Linked DNA regions of Homo sapiens: region 2 is linked to region 1. Evidence: chromatin contacts called from ENCODE Hi-C data. All regions are on one chromosome and are shown on one strand. The core of a region is the stretch at or near the end of the contact, and the rest is flanking DNA. Distances in the headings are between cores, read along the strand shown.

Region 1 (2,757 bases), core at 106-2,605:
ACTCCAAATTAAGTTGGAGGGAAAAAAATACTTTCCCTTTCCGTTTTTTTTTTTTTTTTTGTCCCTCCCTTCCCCCCGCCCACCATCCCAATTCTGTTCTCAGGAGGGGAAAGGTTTCATTCTCCCCCAAACTCAGACTTCTCAATCCTTATCCATTACCAATTTACCAACTAACTGAGACTGTGTAGAATCTTCCTCTGGAAAAAAGGGAAGTGTATGAATTCTGAGTAGTGAGTTGGTTGGTCAGTGGCGTGTGAAGTAACCTGATGAAGCTTAGCGTGGGTTTTTTATTTTACTGGGGGCAGCATATTGGGGAAGAGAAGGATAACCTTACTAAACCGCTTGGGTACGCCAACCCTGTGCAATAGATATTAGCAACATAGCTAACCATACATGGTTAGTAAATACAACCCACACCTAACTGATGCATGTAAACATTCCACATTACAGTGAAATATATTGGTGTATTAATGCATTTTAATAATTATGGTATTATTTTGATACCTTTCAAAGTGTTTGGAATAATTGTGCAGATAGTCAGATCAACCAAAACCTACCAGTTAAATACTATCCTTTAACTGCTTTCTTAACCTAAACCAATCTTGGAAAGGTAGGATTAGAGGCCAGAAAGTTAGGATTAAAGTGTGTTGGATGGATAGATCAGCACAATTTCATCCATGTTGGTGGTAAGGCTTTTCATTAAGTGTGTTGATGCTTCCCTTTTAAATTGTTTCCGCTTAAATAATCTAACTGTCCTTTCTCAAGCATATTGGTCAAGATGATCAATACCAGATATCTTAAGTGGCAGCTGAAGAGAATTAAAGAGATTAAAAAAAAAACCTGATATTCAGTCCAACCGAATTCTGCTACTGTATTAGCTGAGGAGGCTTGAGCCAACCACTTGACCACTTGGAGTCTGAATCGCCTTATCTATAAAAACGGGGATCCATTGAGAAATTATAATCAGATATTTTCCAGAATCCTCTCCCATCCCAGCTCCTATCTCCCCCTTCAGCCCTCAGGTCGGCTGCCACTCACACTGACCGCCATCTGTGCCCCTCACAATGACACCAGCGTGGCCCTGCCTCCCTTCCGCGCGGCCCCGCCTCTCGCCCCGCCGAGGCCCCGCCTCTCACACCAAGGTCCCGCCTTCCTCCTGTTCTTCCCGGCCAAGGCCTACCTTCCTCCCACGCGGCCCGCCTCTTTCCCCGCCAAGCTCCCGCCTTTCTCCTGCGCGGCCCGCCTCTCTCCTCGCCAAGGCCCCGCCTTCCTTCCTCGGGGCCTCGCCTCTCACCCCGCCGAGGCCCCACCCCCTCCCGCGCGGCCCTTTCCGGCACAGAGCCCACCCCTAGCCCATGCGAAGCGGCGGCCGCCGGCACCGCCCCCGCCGCGCTCCCGCTTGCCGCAGCCTGCGTCGTCTGCCGCCACCGCGCGCCTTCACTGACCTACACCACCGCCGCCGCCGCCGCCGCCGCCGGGCTCGCTGGCTGGCCCGGTGCGGGCGGCGGACTCCCGCCGGAGAGGACTGCCAGCGCCGCCGCCGCCGCCGCTTCGGCCCGGGCCCGGGCCCCGACCCCGTCCCGGGCCCCAGCGCCGGCCGCCCGCCCGGTCGGGCGATGAAGTGTCACTATGAGGCGCTGGGGGTGCGGCGCGACGCCAGCGAGGAGGAGCTCAAGAAGGCCTATCGGAAGCTGGCCCTGAAATGGCACCCGGGTAAGTACCTGTCCCGCAGCCCCCGCGGCCACTCGGAGAAGCCCGGCCCTCCCCGACCTTCCCTTCCCCCGGGCGGACTCCGCGGAGCCAGCAGAGAGGGACCTGGCGGCCTAGGAGCTCCTTGCCCCGCCCGGCCAGTGCCCGGAGCCGCCCTGCCCGTCTCGGTGGGCGAAGCGCTCTGCCCTGGCGCACCCCGGCTCACACCCCATCTCCTCATACCCGCGACCCCGGCCCCGCATCGCCACTGTAGGGGGAAAACTGCAGTCCAACAACCTCACTTGCTCCCGCTACCGGGTCGCAGACACCACGAGGGAGCAGTCGGGAACTCGGAACTCAGACCTGCCCCAGGCTTGCTTTTCCCTGCGTCCCTTGCAGCGCAGCCTCTCGGTGTTTTTCCTCCGCTGCCCTCCACCTCGTCCGGGAATCCCAGATACTTCAACCTGATGTATGGCTCTTTTCGTTTCTTAGTTAAGAAGTTAAGACACGGGAGCTAGTAAAATATCTTTTCAATAGGGATGCGCTTTTTTCGCTGTTTTTTTTTTCTTTTAATAAGCTGTTTAAGCAGACCTTGTACTTCACTTTGGACATGATTCTGCCGGGGAAGGTTTTAATCAGGCGGCTTCCCCAGTAAAGTTTGTATGTTTACTTAGAAGTATCCTTCCTTTGGATGTTTCATTGGTCTGTAATCCAGGCCTGTGTGACTTTTATGAAGTAATCTGATCTTCCAGGCTGGGAAACTAAGAGAGTAGTTGACTTTCAGCTTTTTGAGGTTCATATGAAGAGGCTTTCATATTAGCATTCATCAGTAAACACGGTTACAGAGTATCCAATATATGCAAGTCACTGCACTCTACTAAGTAGATTTGGAAATGCTGAGACAGGGGTCTTAGAGTCTTGTTAGGAAAACAACTTTCTGCCTTACACAAATGAAAAGTTAAATACAACTGCCAGAAAAAAATCGCAACATACATAATTGGTGGTTAGATTAATGGAACAACTAATATATGCTCCAGGAATTCAGGGAGGGAGTTACCATTTTGTATT
Region 2 (2,757 bases), core at 183-2,682, 3.5 Mb after region 1:
AGCCGCTGTGGGGAGAGCATGTTGAAGGCTGGCCAGGCTCTTGGCTGAAGAGAAAGGTTTGGGGTGTCGCCAGGGAGCTCAGAGGCTAACAGCAGTCCCTGTCCTAGGGAGGAAGGATGGAGTGGGGCACGGGATCCTGAAAAGCTTTTCTCCCACAATCAGGGTCTGAGGAAATTCCCCGGAACCTCCCACATGTTCGAAGCAAGGGTGACCGGGTGTGGGGTGAGGATGTCCTTGCTTTTCCTATTAAGATGGCCTCCCATAACCCTGCATGTTCCTGGAGGCCCCACCTCAGGATTTCTCTCAGGAAGGTCTGTGGGGGTCTTCTGTGTCCCCCTTCTGCGGCTGCCCAGGCAGCTGCCCCGGCCTGCCCGCCGCTCTGAAGGCCGTGCCACTCTCCCACCCTGGTATTTGTCTTTCATTTCCTGACCCAGTCCTGCTCCCTTCTCCCGGCCCTCCAACACAAACAGGCCGGCTGGTGTCCACACACAGACTGCCCTGCTGGCACGGGCACTGGCGCTTTCCTGCTGCTGCCCCCTCTCCTTCCTCCCTGCCCACCTCCTCCCCTGGCCCTGCAGGAGCTGCTACCCCCTCCCTGCGTGGGAGGAAGGAGCTCGGAAAAGCGCCCGGAGTTGGAGCTGGCAGGCCCAGGGCTTTCCACTTGGAGGAAACGCTGCATTTTTCACCTTTAACCCAGAAAAATATGGTTCTCAGAAAGCTTGTTTTTAGCACTGTGAGTTCCCAAAGGAGGAAGAATAGGCAGTAGGGGGGCCCCCAGCCTCTCTGAGCTCCGACAGCAACCCCCACCCCAGAAGGCCGTTCTTCCTGGGAGGGAATGACCGAGGGGCAGCCTGCAGAGGCCCAGCTCCGAGAAAATAAAGGCAGAGAATTCCAGCTCCAAGCGGAAAGACAATACTTTAGGAGAGGAGCCTGGACAAGGCATGAGCCGCTTCCCACCTCCTCCCTGCCTCTTCCAGCTCCTGCCCAGTCCAGGAACGCATAGTAGTTGCCCTTGGAGCTGGGGGTCAGTCCGGGCGTGCCCACCACCGCCCAGACCCTTAGCTGAGAAGGGGGTAAGATTAGCTTATCAAAGGCGGGAACGACGTTCTCCAGCACTTTCTCCCTGCAGTGGGGAGAGAGCTGCCAGCATGGAATCAAAATTAGAATCTGAAATCAGGGGTCGTACAGCTTTAGCCCACTCCCACGTTATTTGTCAACATGGAGATGTGGGTCGTCCGACGGTATCCGAACTAGGGACTTATCCGGCACACGCTAAACAGAGAAGGGAAATGTAAGCAGCCCTACCTCAACCATTGTGAGGCCAGAAGTCCCAGGGCTGCCGGCATTTAAGCTGGTGGGTCCCGTGGAAGTGACAGGCTGCCGTAAGGAAGTTCCAGCTTACAGGTGGCTATGTTCGGGCCAGCAAAATGACTAATCCAATGCAACAGCATCAGCTGGCTTCTGGGCTAGGCCCTGTGAGTAACCGCACCGCAACCTCACAGTCAAAGAATGTTCACATATTTGATCTTCATAACAGTCCTCCTCCTATGATGGCTGGAGCAGATGGGCATGGCCTATTTGACTTAGGAAGACAGACACTGGCCACAAAGACTGGGTGACTTGCCCATGGTCCCATCACGAGGACGCAGCCACGATGCTGTCCCGTGGAGCTTTTCTGCCCTCACCCTGACCTCTGGTCAGGTGCAGTCTGCCCAGGGACACCCGCATTGTTGAGGGACATTCTGAGGCTCCCTTGGGTTAGCTGTCGTCTGCAGTATAGTCGTGTAAGTGAGGGAGATTCGGACAAAGGCCATGTCCCAAGAGTCTGCTTGCCAACGCATGCCAGTTTCTCATCACAGCCCTGAATCTGCCTTCTTTCAAAGGCCTTCTGTTGCAGGGACTCTGGGTTGAGCAAATCTGAAAGCAGAAACTAAAGAGCTAGTCCAGCAGGGTGGGATTCAGGCCCCTCTACGGGCAACTGGGTGTAGGTTAAATTCTTTTCCCTTCCCTCCTTTGCTTTCATCTCCACAAATAACCTCCATAACCCTGGGGAGTGGTTGCAAGCTATTTCTGCCCAGCAGCGTGTTCCCCTGGGCCCCTGCCTCGCCCCAGCCAAGCCACGAGCTGAAAGAACAGGGAAGGCAGCTGGGAAAGGCCTCCCCTGCCGCTCCTCTTCTTCCCGCTTGCTCTTGCTGAGGCATCTTTGTCCTAGAAAGTTCGTAGCTCCCAGGAGCACTTGCCATTTCCTGGAAAGACGGGAGAGAGAACATTATGTCTCAGCCCCTGGGAGGATGTCTCTTCTTTTCTATTTATCCATCTTGTCTTTCAGTTTTGCTCAAGATGCAAATGGTGTCCAGAGGCATAGAAATTTCCCAGCATGTGGCATGGCCTCCCCCGATGTCCCAGCTGCTCACCTACAAGCCAGGGCCCAGCCCGGGGCTATGACCTCCCCGAACAGCCTGCTGCCAAGGGGCTGCAGTTCTGACTTGGCTAGGAGAGGACTTGAGTTGGAATGTCTCTTCGAAGGAAGGCCAGGGAGGCTCAAGAAATTTGCCGTTTATACTCACTTAATAACAAAAGTAAGAGGCACCAGGCCAGGGGCTTAGCTAAGGAAAGCCCTGTTAGGAAATTGGCCAAAAGAAAGCGGAGGCAGAGAAAATGGACTATGAGGCAGAGAGAGCTGTGGGAGGAGAGGGGTATGGGGCCGCAGGGGTCGCAAGGCTCAGTGCGTGGTGACTTCCGGCCCTGCCGGTAGCA

The links. Hi-C counts contacts between places; a loop is a spot of excess contacts on that map. Pooled maps may share reads with other maps.
Region 2: a map of ascending aorta shows a loop between it and region 1 (12-fold over the local background). The contact joins the promoter of EGFLAM-AS5 here to the promoter of DNAJC21 in region 1. A Hi-C loop is called at or near these places in 1 of 168 maps with a recorded cell type or tissue (ascending aorta) and 5 of 50 pooled maps.

The regions. Positions count from the first base shown.
Region 1 is chr5:34,928,204-34,930,960 of GRCh38, forward strand. DNAJC21 (DnaJ heat shock protein family (Hsp40) member C21) reads left to right here and starts at 1,356. Exons shown (of 12, transcript NM_001012339.3): 1 at 1,356-1,713. The coding sequence starts at 1,617. LOC124900961 (a long non-coding RNA gene) reads right to left here and starts at 1,478. Exons shown (of 2, transcript XR_007058731.1): 1 at 1,446-1,478; 2 at 1-930. RefSeq lists silencers at 1,032-1,501, 1,512-1,581, 1,612-1,811 and enhancers at 1,840-2,485, 1,952-2,121.
Region 2 is chr5:38,466,934-38,469,690 of GRCh38, forward strand. EGFLAM-AS5 (EGFLAM antisense RNA 5) reads right to left here and starts at 1,433. Exons shown (of 2, transcript NR_199676.1): 1 at 1,306-1,433. RefSeq lists enhancers at 1-532, 1,900-2,757.